2 separate regions of the Homo sapiens genome follow, and region 1 is linked to region 2. The links are chromatin loops, found by intact Hi-C in ENCODE. Cell type or tissue: natural killer cell. All regions are shown on one strand. Each heading gives the region's core, and the rest is flanking DNA. Links, peaks and the distances in the headings are about the cores only.

Evidence for each region. Peaks named below come from ENCODE experiments on the same cell type or tissue, not always from the same donor. Only the 100,000 strongest peaks of a DNase experiment are listed, where the experiment ranks them.
Region 1: a loop joins it to region 2, with 1.8 times the contacts of the local background. A loop is called at or near these places in 5 of 110 quality-filtered maps.

What each region holds. Positions count from the first base shown.
Region 1 is chr11:108,301,847-108,309,936 of GRCh38, reverse strand. ATM (ATM serine/threonine kinase) reads right to left here. Exons shown (of 63, transcript NM_000051.4): 36 at 6,908-7,084; 37 at 5,085-5,262; 38 at 1,953-2,040. It also overlaps a transcript of C11orf65 not described here. Among named protein-coding and RNA genes, the nearest start is that of ATM, 83 kb to the right of the region's middle. In natural killer cell, for the core only: no CTCF peak of the experiment used is centred there; no DNase peak of the experiment used is centred there.
Region 2 is chr11:108,249,643-108,258,192 of GRCh38, reverse strand. It overlaps ATM (ATM serine/threonine kinase), which reads right to left. Exons shown (of 63, transcript NM_000051.4): 10 at 7,121-7,492; 11 at 6,162-6,356; 12 at 5,281-5,376; 13 at 4,154-4,379; 14 at 1,853-1,978; 15 at 587-712. Among named protein-coding and RNA genes, the nearest start is that of ATM, 31 kb to the right of the region's middle. In natural killer cell, for the core only: no CTCF peak of the experiment used is centred there; a DNase peak (open chromatin) is centred at 4,792.

The DNA.
Region 1 (8,090 bases), core at 35-8,034, 52 kb before region 2:
CAGAGAATCTGATAAAACCTGTAGACTATCACCTGATACAAAATTGGGGTTCATATCTGCTCTCTACCAAGAAATCCATGTACCACAGACTAAGAATAGGATACACAGAATAGCTAATACAAATGCACACAAGCACCCCCCAACACACACTTTAAAACAGTCAATTTAATAAAAAATATTGTTTCATCTAAGACACAAATACATGTCTTTCCTATTGTGACTTATTTTCTCCTTAATGTATTGCCTAGGTTGAGTTACTTAATAAAAATCTTCCACTGTGTTAATAGGTAGGTCAAGATTGAAAGGGACCATAGATAGTATCTTTTTCAAAACTAGCATTGTAGAGATGGGACATGGTAGTGCTTAAGAGCACTAGTGTTGAAGTACAATACAGGTAGGTTCAAATCTAGCTATATTGCCTACTACCAGCTGTGTGATCTTCAGCAACTTAACTTCTTAAACCTCAGTTTCCTAGTTTCCTTACTTGCAAATGCTGGAACAACATGGACCTTGGAGAATGGGTGCAACAATTAAATAATGCCTGCAAAGCTGATGAATAAGGCACACCCTACTACACAGCAAGCACTCAACTAAAGTTAATTTTCCGATGAATGTTAAGTTCAGAGAAGTGAAATAATTTCCCCATGGAAAGGAAGACACTACAGACATTATTCTGATTTTGAAAGATGATAAGACTGAGGTTCAAAGACAGCAAGCAATTTTTTTGTTGTTGTTGTTTTATTGTTGTTCTTTGTTTTTGCCCAACATACTGTACAGGATAACAAGTAATTTTTACACAGCACAAGCTTGGACTTGAATGCATGTCTTTACCCGTTTTTCTATATCCCATTCATACTTTCTCCAGGAATATTCTTCAGGATCTTATTCAGCATTAAAATGGAATATGAAGAATTTTTATCTTCTCCAACTCCTGCTAATGTCAACACCATTCTACCCCAATGGTAAGTCTGAAATGAATGACTCAAAGGTAAAACTGCCTCCCAACACCAAGAAAACAAATGCTCTCCACTACATTAAAGCTTCTGATAGGCCTCCTCAGAAGATAATCTGGTATAAAACTCTAAGGTAAAATAACCAGAAGCAAAGACACTGAAAAGCATAAAACTTCTTTTTCTACTAGAGAAGAAGAATGGTTTAAGACTACATAGGAATTAATTTTTTAAGATATTAATGCATTTAGGCTTAAAAACATTTCATTTTTCACTCACCTCTCCCTCTCATTCTTTACCAACCACCCCTACCACCACCATACACACTTATGAGACATCGATTCCTACCTATTCAAATTATAGGCCTACTACACTATTTCTTCAGAGTTCTGGTCAACTCTCAAGCAGTACTCATCAGTCAGACCATCCATTCTAGCAATTTCTGTATGCACTGTTAAAAATCTCATGAGAAATAACAGGAACAAAGATACTATACTATAAAACAATTTACCAGAAACAAGAAAATAAACATTGTCACAGCACAGTATTGCCACAGATTTTGAGACCACTGCACACAGTAAAGAAACTTACATCTTAAAATAAAGATACATAAAGAAGACATTTACACAACTCTATTTACTTCTTAGAACTAAAGCAAAGAGAAAAGTAAAAAGAGGGGTAATACAGCTAAATGTAACTTGGAAAAACACTTGCTCCTATCCCTAACATAGATGAAATAAATTGGAGCCAAGAAGGCTGCATAATTTAACAAAGGTAACATGGTTACTGGTACAGCTGGTACTAGAATTGAGAGTTCTTGACACTGATTTAACCAAACTGCTATCCTGAATATGGATTACTGCAAGGAGATATAAATATCACACAAATTAAATATAACACTTTGCAACACCTTCACCTAAAATAATCATGTTAAAATTCAGCCGATAGTTAACAAGTTACACTCTAGATCCTAAACGTAAGAAGCAACACTCATTACATTACCTCTTTTGTCTTCTCATGTAGTCCACAACAGCAAGCATTGTTCTTTGTGATTTTTTATCCAAACAGCATCGGAAAAAGTGCTCTGACTCTGACAAACAAAAATATCTCCCCTCAGTCCCAGGCATTCTTGCTTACACACCTTCTTCCTTCTTGTTTATGTGTCTGTCTCCCACTATGCTATAAGGTTCTGGTGGGCAGTACCTAACACAAAATTGGTTCTGAAGGAATTTAATAGGATTTCTTTTGCTTTTAAAAGAAACTGTTATCTTAAAAAAAGTGAGAACTTACATTGTAATTTATATTTTATTTCAAAGGAGGACTAATTAATTGATTCAATAAGATCTTTTATGTGCTAGGTCCTCAGTATATAAGCATGAACAAGACAGATCATGTCAGACCACACAGAACTCACTGACTAGCCTGGGACATTACAACACAATATGATAAGTGTTATAATAGGAAAGTTTAAAATGCTACAGAAGCTTAGCAGAGGGAACCTCACCTAGACAAGAAAAGTTTCATAGAAAAAGTGATACTGGCCAAGTGCAATGGCTCATGCCTGTAATCCCAGCACTTTGGGAGGCTGATGCGGACGGATCACTTGAGGCCAAGTTTGAGACCAGCCTGGCCAACATGGTGAAACCCTATCTCTATTAAAAACACAAAAATTAGCAGGGCATGCTGGCACACATCTGTAATCCCAGCTATTCAGGAGGCTGAGGCACGGGAATTGCTTGATCCTGAGGGGCAGAGGTTGCAGTGAGCCGAGATTGCACCACTGCACTCCAGCCTGGGTGACACAGCGAGACTCTGTCTCAAGAGAAAAAAAGAAAAAAAAAAAAGAAAAAAGAAAAAGTGATATCTGAAAGAAGAGTAATAGTCATCAGAGCAGGAAAGGATAGTGCTACAGGCAATAATAATAATATCTGAGATGGCTGGAAGCAAGAAATAACTTGGAAAATTTAATGAAAGAATTTCAACTGTGCTAAATCATGGAGCTAGAAAGCAGTAAGGATGCTAAGGGCAGAGAGAAACAAATGGACTAAGTTATTCATAATATGGAATTGGCAAGATTTGGTAATCAGATGAAATACGTGAGAGAGGTTTCTAGAGTAAGCAACTGAGTGCCATTTGTCAAAAAGGTACACATTTAAAAAAGTAGGCTGGGGGAAGGGATGAAGAAGATGACACGTTTGCTTTTGGACAGCTGAGTTTGAGATGCACATGGGACGTTTAGTGAAGGCAATGAGGCTTATAGCCATCAGAAAAGATACACCATTTAAATTTTACAAAAATATGTATTTCCTTTTCAATAACAGAATTTTATATGTGAAGTTTAAATTTTCACTTAAGGTAATAAAAATATTGGCACTGTATACAGATAAAATAAAACAGTTACTTTACCTTCCAATGGTTGTGACATAAATACATAAGTGATAAACATGAAAAAAGTCTTGGCCATGTTCATGATAACAAATTACCAGATTATCATAAACAATGATTACCTTAAACTATGTAATAAAAATTGTTTTTAATAGTACTGTAAATTACATATTAAAGTTTTAAATGCTTAAATCACTTATACCTGTATTTTCCCAATTAAAGATAAGAGATACATTTTAGATAGTTTACAAAGCCTCTATGAGAATTTTTATTTTAGGATTTTCATTTCAGTGGCCTAAGGAAAATTCATATAAGCACATTCTAGATCATTTAGAGAACAGCCTATAATCTAGTAGGATCACAGGATGGGCATCTATGTCTATGTTTATAATTTATATTTTTCCAAATAGTAGATTTGTAATTGCTGTTAGCCAACAGAAAATAAAATACATAAAATATAAAGCATAGCAAACTGAAGTCTAAATGACATTAGAGTCATGTCAAATGAAGGTTGTAGCAGTAAAACTAAAAGAAACAATTGGAAGAACTGAGTAATCACAACCTTTGCTGAAGTGACTGGAAGGATTGGGAGGAGCAGATTAGTTGTGGCAAAATATCACATTAAATCAACATTTGTATTAGAATTGATTGGTCTTTAAGTACAACAAGTGAATTTGCACCTAGCTTTATGTTTGCATATAAAACACATTAATAATATATAATAAAGACAGTTAACAATAAAGATCTGTGAATTTTGTATCCTTTTATAAAATTTAGGTTTAAAAAACTGACCCATAATGAGCCTTCAAGCATGCATATATGTATTATACATACCCAACCCTTGGTGGAATTTCTTTTGCTATTATGCTCTTGGCATGAGAAATACCCATTATATGTCATAGAAGGAAAGTAGGTTATAAGAGTAAATAAAGTACAGTTCAATTTTTGTTTTAAACAATTAGAAGGATATACACTAAATGTTAATTATAGTTATACAAAGGGTTTTTTTTCTTTTTTTAGACAGTCTCGCTGTGTCGTTCAGTCTGGAATGCAGTGGTGTAATCTTGGCTAGTGAGCCTCAGGAGCCTCTACCTCCTGAGTTCAAGTGATTCTCCTGCCTCAGCCTCCCAAGTAGCTGCAATTATAGGCGCCTGCCACCATGCCCGGCTAATTTTTGTATTTTTAGTAGGGACGGGGTTTCACCACGTTGGCCAGGCTGGTCTTGAACTCCTGACCTGAAGTGATCCACCAACCTTGGCATCCCAAAGTGCTGGCATTACAGGCGTGAGCCACTGTGCCCGGCCAAAGGCTGCTTTTTAAATTGAGTTGGCCAGAGCTCTGAAAATATGAAAATTCTATCGTATCTGCACCACAGTACCTAAAATATCTGATTGTGTTTGTTTTTTCCATTGCTAGAATGTGGGTGTTTCTTTTTCACATTAATATTGCCAGTGCAAGCACAGTGCCTGACACATATTGAAAGCTCAATTAGTTGACCCATTATCAATAGCCAAAATGTACTGAGGGAATACTATACATCAAGTACTATCCTAGGCACTTTACACACATTATTTCATTGAAAACTTGTTGCAACTGTTGGCAACTTTTATCTCCATTCCATAGATGAAGAAACAAATTTAGAGGTTATAGATTTAATCCTGTAAAGTGCTTTTAGTGGGATTCCATCTTAAATCCATCTTTCTCTAGAACTGAGTTTACAGTATTAATGTTAAAAATTTAATAGAATACCTGAATCCAAGTTTGCAGGGGTTGTGGATCGGCTCGTTTGCGAGAAGTGTCGAAGACAGCTGGTGAAAAATCCCTGAACATGTGTAGAAAGCAGATTTCTCCATGATTCATTTGTATCTTGGAGTAAAATATCATGAATCAAGTATGGAAGTACAGTCTGACAAAAGTCAGTTTTCACCTAGAATATACAAACAAATCCACCCAATAGTTTGAGTAAAAATGAGTAAAATTAATACATTTTACTTAAAATTTTCATGCCCCGTTGACATATTAAATTTCTAAAAGATGATAGATTAATCTGCCATAAACTCAACATACTGCTAAAAAAACAAACAAAAAACATGTATTAGGTGGTGTTTAAAAAACCACACTAGGCTAGTATATCAATATCAAATATATATGTTAGTGACACTGTAACTGTTTATTTCCAGTCTAGGCCATTACCATAATGAAACAGAATATTGCTTACAAATGAAATTATATCACCACTTTAAATACAATTTCAGAGTTGAAAAGCGTTAGTAACAGAAGGAGTTTTCTGATATGATAGAAGAGGGAAAAAGGTATCAAAAGTTTAAGACAAAAGTTGGAAATCTGATTTTTATGCATTTTCTAACCTCAGTGAAGAACTACAACAGTCATGTTAAAAATGTTTATTTTTTAATAAGCCCAACTTCTGGGCATAAAATTTGGGTAATTATTTGTGGTATATTCCAAAGAGCAGAAAAGTGCTCCAATACATCTGGCACATTAAAACAGTATTCAGCTTTACTTTTGCTATTCACCGCACTCCATATTTAACATATGAATGAATCATTACACTCCATATCCATCATATTCATCATACTTCACACACATAAGACAGGTTATAGATTACTAATTGCACCCTTTTTCTTTTTCAAACCAAAGACAAGGCAAAACACCAGTTTTAGAGCTAGAGAATTTAAAGTACCACAAATGGGGTGTGTACATATGTATATTTGGAACATTTTATTTTCTGGCTCAAAGGTAAAACTTTATAAAAATCTTAGCTTTGTTCACTAATGAGAAATAAGCTGTATGTGTGTTCAGGGTACCACTCTGCTGAATTGGTATGAGTGCGGTGTAGTATTGCAGAGAAGGTGATGTTTTATTCACTGTCACTACTTTTTCTGTAGAAAATAAGAACTGCTTCTTACATTGCTTTCAATGTGAGTACATTACGAAAATACTTCTCTATCAGTTATCTGTAATCAGCAGATGTTTGACCTCATCAGATGTTGTATTTTCACATTTCTGTTGAATCACATTTGACAGTGCTATAAATTAACTCTGTAAATCTTAGAGCATCATAGTATGCTGTTTTAGATTACACATTTGATGGAAGAGTACAAACTTTGTTTCATTTGGTATGTACCTTTACTCTTCGTTGAGATAAATTGTACTATATCCTCAAAAATAAAAAAGCTATGCTGATTGCTGCCCCACTCCTTTTTCTTATTCAAGAAAGCATATCAGGGAAAATAAAGGTGCTCTTATCAGAAGACGTAAACAAAGTTAGAACAGGCTCTTGGTTAATGCAAATAATTTATAATCAGCAGTATTTTAACTATCATTAGTAACAAATTATTCAAGGCACCCCTTAGAACTCCTCTAGTATGTTGCTATCCCGAAGCTGAAACCTAATGCATAAAGTTATGACTAAATACGGATGCTCACTTTAATAAATTTACAACAGTTTGAGTGGGGGTGATATTATGTGAAGATGATGTGCAGTATCACAGCACTCTTTAGATAAACAGGTCATAAACAAGGAATTATATCAGACTAATTAATCTTCTTACTTCACACATTGGCTTTAATAATTGAAGAATTTCACATTTTGTGCCTCCACTGTCCAAAAAAGCACAAGTCAGTGTCTTTATCCAAATGTCATGATTTTCACTTAGAGGAATCCACAGATTTATATCATCCAGGCCTTCAAAAGGGTTTTCTTTGTCAAATCTGGGTACTTCTAAAAACTAGAAAGAAAGGGATTAGAAAATGTAAATAAGAGAAGTGGAAATCATTGTACCTTTCCTACACAAAATGAGTATAACAAATCTTTCTGAATAAAGCTAAATACAGTTAAAACTAAATCTGGAGGCAATGTTTACCTTTTAAGATGAAAACATTTATGTTTATACAAGAGGCAGAGTGGTATGGCAAAAACTGCTGCTTTAGGCAGCAGAAAAATTAGGTTCTACTCTCAGCTCTGTCACTCATTAGTAGCATATTACACAAATCACAAACTCTGACTCATCTGTCTCTTGAACAAAACTAGACCACATCTACCACAGAGACTTGATTTCAAAATGAAATGAGATTTTAAAATGTTAGAATTATAATGCCTTCCAGGTTATATTATTAGTTTCATTAACAGTTTATATTACCAGTAATTTTACTAACACTAAAATTATATTTATGATGCACTGAAAGTACTGCTTCAATGTTGGGTTTCTGCCCTGAAATTAAATTGGTGAAAACTAAACTGTGTATTTCTCAGTCACTTTATGAAAAGAAGATAGTAAAGAGGAATGCTTAGACTAAGGAAGGAACAAGTGTTCTTAAACATGCTTCACAGAATACTTACAGTGGAACCTTATTACGATATCAACATGGAAAAAGGGAGAAATCTATGGGTCTTCCTATATTTCACCAGGGGATTGTGATATGTTAACTTGACATGGAAATAAACACTTGTGGATCACAATAACTATAAACCATACCCAGAGCTAACAGCTTTCATGGGAGCAAAGTAGCGCTTTCTATTTCTAAAAAAACAAGGTCTGTCTTTAAGAATTTCCCCTCCCCCAAAAATCAACTACTATTTCCTCAGGTTACCTATCTGAGCTTTTCCACACTGCCATAATAAATTAAAAATAACACATTCCCTGGATTTATGAAATATGGCTTAAATTACTTATAGGAAAGGTTAATAGTTAGTACAATACTATTTCAAGCAATTTAACAGTCATGACCCACAGC
Region 2 (8,550 bases), core at 209-8,208:
CAGATATGGTAGCTGACACCTGTAATCACAGCACTTTGAGATGTAAGCATCACTTGAGCCCAGGGTTTGAGACTAGCCTGGGCAATGTGTAAAACCCCATCAATACAAAAAATTACAAAAATACAAAAATCAGCCAGGCATGGTGGTGTACACTTGTAGTCCCAGCTACTAAGGAGGCTGAGGTGGGAGAATCACTTGAGCCCAGGAGGTCGAGGCTGCTGTGAGCCCAGGAGGTCGAGGCTGCTGGATCGCAGTGATGTGATCACTCACTCTGGGTGAAAGAGTGAGAGACTGTCTCAAAAAAAAGAAAAATAAAAGTAAAAAATAAACTTACGAGTGGACACCAAAACAGTAACACCAACCAGTGATCAATTCCCTGCATAGGCTACACTTTCAAGTAAAAAGAAAATTTTAGCTAGGTGGTACATGCCTGTAGTCCCAATTACTTGGGAGGCTGAGGCAGGAGAATTGCTGGAAACCAGGAGGTCAAGGCTACAATGAGTTGTGACAATCCCACTGCACTCCAGCCTGGGTGACAGAGAAAGATCCTATCTCAAAAAACAAAACAAGAAGAAGAAAATCTTACCTTGGTACAGTTGCTCAAGCAACGTGTACATAGCTGCATCATATTTCTCAAGGAACCAATTCTGAATTCCTCATTTGTCTTATTTTTAAACAGAGTGATACTTTCTCCTGCACATTGCATTAGAGACTATTGTGAATAGAAGGAAAAATGCAAATTCCAGTTAAAATTATAGTTTAGTATTGCTTTTTACAGTGTACTTTGATCTTGGACATACTATAAAATAAAAAATAAAGTGCACTTAAGAGAAAAAATGAAATGTTTTTAGAAGTTCCACGTAGTCATACAGTATAAGCAAAACTCATTAACAATTTTTTAAAATGGCAAATCTTATACTCTGTTCTTGCAAATCATACCAGTGACAGAGTACTACCAAGAGATAAGAAAGAGTTTCATGCTTACAGCCTATCATTAAAAAGTCAGGAAACAACAGATGCTGGACAGGATGTGGAGAAACAGGAATGCTTTTACACTGTTGGTGGGAGTGTAAATTAGTTCAATCATTGTGGAAGACAGTGTGGCAATTCCTCAAGGATCTAGAACTAGAAATACCATTTGACCCAGCAATCCCATTACTGGGTATATACACAAAGGATTATAAATCATTTTACTATAAAGACACATGCACACGTATGTTTATTGCAGCACTGTTCACAACAGCAAAAACTTGGAAGCAACCCAAATGCCCATCAATGATAGACCGGATAAAGATAATGTGGCACATATACACCATGATATACTATGCAGCCATAAAAAAGGATGAGTTCATGTCCTTTGCAGGGACATGGATGAAGCTGGAAACCATCATTCCCAGCAAACTAACACAAGAACAGAAAAACAAACACTGCATGTTCTCACTCATAAGTGGCAGCTGAACAATGAGAACACATGGACACAGGGAGGGGAACATTATACACCAGGGCCTGACAGGGGGTCGGGGGCTAGGGGAGGGATAACATTAGGAGAAGTACCTAATGCAGATGACGAGTTGATGGGTGCAGCAAACCACCATGGCACTGTATATCTATGTAACAAACCTGCATGCTCTACATCATGTACCCCAGAACTTAAAGTATAATAATAATTAAAAATTAAACAATTAAAACAATTTAAAAAATACATAGTATAATTTCTTCTCACATTACATAAATAAAAGAGAAAGGGTTAACCTGCATAAAATTTAATGTCTTCCAAACAAATGTAATAATTTTCACAGGAATACATTTCATTCAAATTTATCCGAAACTTTATTAGTATAAATTCTCCTACCTTGGCTTTCTGGAATAATTCTGACTTATATGCTTCCTCTTCAGCTATTACACCCATGTAACAGTAGCAGCCAAGGACACCCACCAAAAGACGTGAACACCGGACAAGAGTTTCTGAATTTGTAATCTTAAAGTAAACCACAAATAAAAATATATATATTTCATAAATAATTTAGTATACTCTATCTTTTGTAAGAACAAATTCTACATACATATTAAAAAACAAAAGTTCAGTTAACTGAGTTAAAGGTGGCATATCCTGGATAGCTCTAAAAACAACTAGGAGATCACTGTAGAATTATAACCAGGATTCTCAAGAAAAATAGCCTAAGTATCTCCTGATGGCCAAGCAGGATATATCATCTTAGGGTGGAGGGTGTACTGTACACATAGGCCCTTAAATATTTGAGGTAGGGATGAAAGAAAAGAAAAAAAGCTTCACAGGCAAATAAATGACTGTAAGTCTTAGAACACAAGTAGAAATTACAGTCATATAAAGAGACATTAAAATGACATTTTAAGCTTCTGAAGAATAGGAACCTTGACTTATTCAGCTTTTTAGACTCCACAGAATAGCATAAAACATTTTTTCTAGTAGATACAAGTTTTGACAGCTGGCCGGGCATGGTGGCTCACGCCTACAACCCCAACACTTTGGGAGGCCGAGGCGGGCAGATCACCTGAGGTCAGGAGTTCGAGACCAACCTGGCTAACGTGGTGAAACCTTGTCTCTACTAAAAATACAAATATTAGCAGGGCGTGATGGCAGGCACCTATAATCTCAGCTACTCAGGAGGCTGAGGCAGGAAAATTGCTTGAACCCAGGAGGCGAAGGTTGCAATGAGCCGAGATCAGGCCACTGCACTCCAGCCTGGGCAACAGAGCAAGACTCCATCTCAAAAAAAAAAAAAAAAAAAAAGTTTAGACAATTTTATAGAATTACTAAGAATCTGCTAAGTTACACACAAAATGTTCAGATTTTTTTTGTTCCTACAGGGTAGGAAACGGCATTTTAGGAGAAAATATACAAAACTAAATTACTTTGTAATGAAAGTGGTTACAATTGTGGTGCAGAAGAATGTCAGTAAAGATCATAAAGAGGCACACTGTCCCCTCTCATGTCCTCAAGTCATTTTCCCTGGCTACCGAATTCACTCCTTTGAATGGATTGTAGGCTTTATTTAATCATTTACCATGTAATAAGGCACTGTGGAGGATATAAAGATAAATAAAAACATGTATGCCCTTTTAAGAGTTTATGTTTAAGAGTTATAGTTCAAGAGATATTTGTATACAAACCATATGTAAATATCCATGGTATAAAGAAGATGCTAACTGCCATTAAAAATGTGAAACATTAAGTACTATGAAATTAAAAGATGAAAAATTATTAGGCCAGGCACCGTGGCTCACGCCTGTAATCCTAGCACTTCGGGATGCTGAGGCGGGTCCATCACCTGAGGTCAGGAGTTTAAGACCAGCCTGGCCAACATAGCAAAACCCCATCTCTACTAAAAATACAAAAATTACCTGGGCGTGGTAGCACTCGCCTGTCCCAGCTACTCGGAAGACTGAGGCAGGAGAATTGCTTGAACTGGAAGACGGAGGTTGCAGTGAGCCAAGATCACGTCACTGCACTCCAGCCTGGGCAACAGAGCGAGGCTCTGTCTCAAAAATAAAAATTCTTAGAATCTTACTTTCTGAGATTCTAAGAAAGGCGTTAGCAAGGATTTTCACATGTGGATGATCTGAATACACAGAAATAGGTAGAAAGACATTTCACATTTTAAAAAATGCAAGTTTTGGCAAGAGAATAGTATACATGAAGAGAACTCGTGATTTTGAGGCTAAAGGAAATTCCTAGATGACGTCTAAAATAATTGCTAGTCCATTTATTGTCTTTACTAATCACTCATCTCTCTTCAGATGCCACCAAAATCTATTAGATTTGTTTACATCGTGTTCTTTTCTATTACTGTAACATTTCCCTCCTTTGTATTTAGAGGTTTTTTTCATCATATAATCCCTATGCTCAAACTCTTACTATTCCTCACTAACCTACACAAGGAATTATTTTATGTCTACCATAATTTCCAGTACAAAGGAAGTACTCAAATTATTATTCTTGAGTTTTCCTTTAATTATGCTAAGTTGTCCAATTTAGAGCCCTTTACTGCCACTTTGCTTTTAAAATGAAGCCTCCCACCATCCTTGCTGTTTTTCCTGCCCCTATTTCTCCTTCCTAACAGTTTACCAAAGTTGAATCATATATAAGCTTAGTTCTTTTTTTAAAAAATCTCACCTCAGATGAGTAATTATTCAGAAGCTGTTCTGATAATCCCAGAAGACAGCGATCCAGTGATTCCTTGAGATTCTGGTGGACAGAGAAGCCAATACTGGACTGGTGCTTTTCTATACCACATTCTCTCACAATGGTTAAAAAGTCCATCTTGTCAAAAGTTGTCTGAAGAAATAGTTCTTCTACTTCTGAGAATGAAAGTTCTTCTTTATCTTTTTGGTGGTGTTCACTTCAAGAAAGTAAGATCTTTAATATATAAACCAAGTACCTAATGCTTTGCCTTATATGTATTAGCAATATATTACAAAGGAAAACATTAACCTAGTATCTACATCATTCAAAGACTACTTATATAATTAATAGATTATTCTTTTAAATGCTTCTCTTCTTCGGACTTTGAGACCTACTTATATCAAATGTCATTATTCAGTAGCAAATTTTACTAATAGATAGAGAAAAAATACAAGTTACAATCTCAAAGGCAAATTCAGAAAGTATTTTTAAAAACACCAGATATAAATGTTAAGCATAACATTGTCTGCAAACATATCCCTTTTTTCACCAAGCAGAGGAAGTAAAGAGCATAGGTTTAAAAACCTTTAACATCTGGTATAGGTAAGCAGTTACGCATCCTTTTGCCCTCTTGAGGGAGATAAGGAATGTTTGTGCCAGTGAGTCATTTTCAGTCACAGCAATACAATCTAAGTCTCTTGAGTCAATCAACTAAACTCAGGTTTAGATTTATTTTTGTTTTCAATTATCATTAGTTTTTAAAGCTAACAAATAGTCAAATCATAGTTGATGTACAGAAATGGGTAACATCTTTAAGAACTTATTTCATATAAATTTTATATTCTTAATTTCCCAGCATAACCATTCAGTTTTTCTCATTGGCACTTGTCACATATTATACTATACAGCATTAAAAAATAGTAAGCTTGGTCTAATGTTATATAACATAGATTACAATCACTGAATTAAAACAACCTCTTCCCTGGCTAACAGTTGCAATTTTTTTGGACCAATTTAGTTTACAATTATTAAGATGCAGCTACTACCCAGCTAAAATTATCATCTTTGTAATTAAAGCTATAGCTTAAAATGATAAAGAGCATTATTAGATAACATACCATTCTGGCACGCTTTGGAAAAAATTCATTGCAGCTTTACAGTTTTTCATAGTGAGACTCACAAGAATTTTCTCCAGTACAAGATGAGGAAAATTACTACAAAGAAAAACAAAAAGCTTCACTTAGAAGACCAAAAGCCATGTAAAGAATACTTTAAACTTTAACATCCATGTTTAGCTATAAATCTTGACTTCTAAAATTTGGATCCTAGATTAAAATTGCTTTCATCTATACTAAATTTCTTAATATCTAAAAGGACAATTTAAGGAGGACAACCATTGTTATTATCATTTCCAATACTGTTTAGAAACAGCATGTTTAACATTATTTCTGAAATAAATAAAAGGTTGTAAAATTAAAGCAAAAGTACTTTAATTGGATCCATTCGGAGGTCTGCTCTCCAATCATTTGGTTCCAATTACCAATCTGTGGAAAGGTTAAGTGGACGAGGGACTCCATTCCTTTATCCTAGTGCTTACATCCTGTTTTGTCTTCCTCGTTTCCTCACCTCATTCATAAAACATCTTTTACCCAAAAGACACTCCCATTATGAGAAAGGATCCAGGATCTACATGACTCAAATATATGGACTTACTTATTTAAAAAATCAGAAAGGAACACATAAATGCTCAAAGAATTATATGTGCATTTTTCATGCACATCCCCCATATTCTCACAGTGAGACAACCCTTTATTTCAGAAGCAATCAGGCATAAAGACACAGATAACTGTAAAAACAAACATAATATTTAATAATTAAGGTTAGATCTGGGAAATTCTGCATTATTATTATAAAATAAAGCCATCTGGCATCAAATAAGTGGAGAGAGCCTGATAAAACAAACAAAAAAAACAGCAGCATGCTAATGAACTTAAATTACCTGTGAAGAATTGGAGGCACTTCTGTGCTATTTTCTAAGTCACCCTCTAACTGATAGAATAAGAGCCATTTCATTATTGATTCCTTTAAAGAAAAGCTTCTATTTACTTCACACATATTTTGCTCTATTCCCATTTTTACCGTTCCTGGAACTATACTGGTGGTCAGTGCCAAAGTCAAACAGCATACTGCAGGACTATAACAAAACAAAGGACAATTGTGAAAAGCAAGCTATTGGAGGGGCAAAGACTTTATCTATCAGGACAGTGCCTGGCACATACATTTAGTTAAGGTGACTAAATGAACATAAAAACTGTTAAAAGTCTGATTACATTTGGGAAGATTCTTGATTAAAAAATAGCTCGTTTATTAACAGTGCATAGTACTACAATTTAAACATGGCTATTTAATAAATAATGATAAATTGCACATAAAAGAAATTTAAACTCTTCATAATTCTTTAAAGAAAGTCTTTTGGATACACGTATACAATTAGAAGGAATAAGACCTGGTGTCCGATACATCAGTAGGGTGACTACGGTTAACATTAATCTATTGTACATTTCCAAACAGCAAGAAGAGAATAATTCAAACGTTCCTAGCATGAAGAAAAGATACGTAGGGTGCTGATATCCCATCACCCTACATGAGTGTGTCATATGAGTGTGTCAAATTATCACATGTACCTTGATAATATATAACTCTATTATAGATCAATTAAAAATTTTTTAACTAAAAAAGAAATTCCTTAACATTAGTCTTTAATAATTTGTCAACATTTGAAACTAAATTCACTTATGCATTTATTAAGTCTTCTCGGCCAAACAAGAAAAGCATCTGAAATAGAATTTGACATCTTTAACTGAAGTAACAAACTATGAAAATGATCAGGGATATGTGAGTGTGTGTGTGTCTGTGTGTGTTTATCTGTAAGTCAGACATAATGCATGCTGAACTTACCATGAAGGTCTGCAGGCTGACCCAGTAAATAACTTCCAGAATTCTCTGTCAACCTCAACTAAACTACCCTGAATTATGGCTCCAAGTAAGCCAAAGTTTTCAGCTTGTATTTGCTCAGAACTTATACCACGAAAGGTAATACACCAAATTTTATTCCAGAGTTTTAATAAATCTGACTTTTGTGAGCTTTCTAGGTTTGACCTCTTGTCTTGACACAATGCAACTTCCGTAAGGCATCGTAACACATATGGTGTACGTTCCCCATGTCGCTGTTGGGGTAGAAGCTGAGATAGTATCATCAGTAATGGAGACAGCTCACAGTTAGGTAAACTTGCAGGATACTTTGATATTAATTGGGTTGCAATCTGTAGCCTAAAAAAAAAAAAAAAGGATAATTTGAAAACTATTCCATCACATTAACAAACTAAAAGGAAATATATAGACATGGTACTCTTACAATATCCTAATTAGAGAATCACCATCATTTCCATAGTACTCTAAAAATAAACTGGCTGTTAATAGTTACTATGTCCTACTTCCTAAATTGGCAGGAAAATTGTCAACGTTTGGCTAGCTGGGTAAGCTGTTAAGTTTCCCTTAAACAAATATTTTAAAGGATATTAAATTAGCAATATTTGGGCCAGGTGGTTTCCCAGCACTTTGGGAGGCCAAGGCAGGCAGATCACGAGGTTAGGAGTTTGAGACCAGCCTGGCCAACATGGTGAAACCCAGTCTCTACTAAAAATACAAAAATTAGCCGGGCATGGTGGCACATGCCTGGAATCCCAGCTACTCAGGACGCTGAGGCAGGATAACTGCTTGAACCTGGGAGGTGGAGGTTGTAGTGAGCCAAGATTGTGCCACTGCACTCCAGCCTGGGTGACAGAGTGAGCCTCCGTCTCAGAAAATATATATATATATATATATATATTTAGCAATATTTTATTTCTGAGTTATCTTGTACATCCTTGCTCTTTAGTCACCAAACGATTCCTCTAAAACAGGAAAACAAAGAAACCCAAAAAACTGTTTTTCCTTTACATTAATTCAGTTAATCCAATAAACATTTGCTGTGTATTCTCTAGAATGTGTGATACTTAAGAATAGGAGTCTTATGTTATTCATCTCTGTATATCTAACGCTTAGCCCATAACAGGTGTTCAATAAATTACTCTTGACTAAAAGGACAAATTAAGAATCTTAAATAGCTACTCTTAACTATATAAAAATGAGCTTAAGCAATAGGTATCTAAATCAATATGCTTTTCCCCAGAAGTCACTTACACTTAAACATTCCATCAACATGGTAATCAAAAGAGCACTGATCACGAGTTTGACTATAATCTATAAATCTCTGTCCCTACAGAAGTTGCTTAACCTCTCTGGGTTTCAGTTTCTTTTCAGTAAAGCAAACAGGCTGAACTAGATAA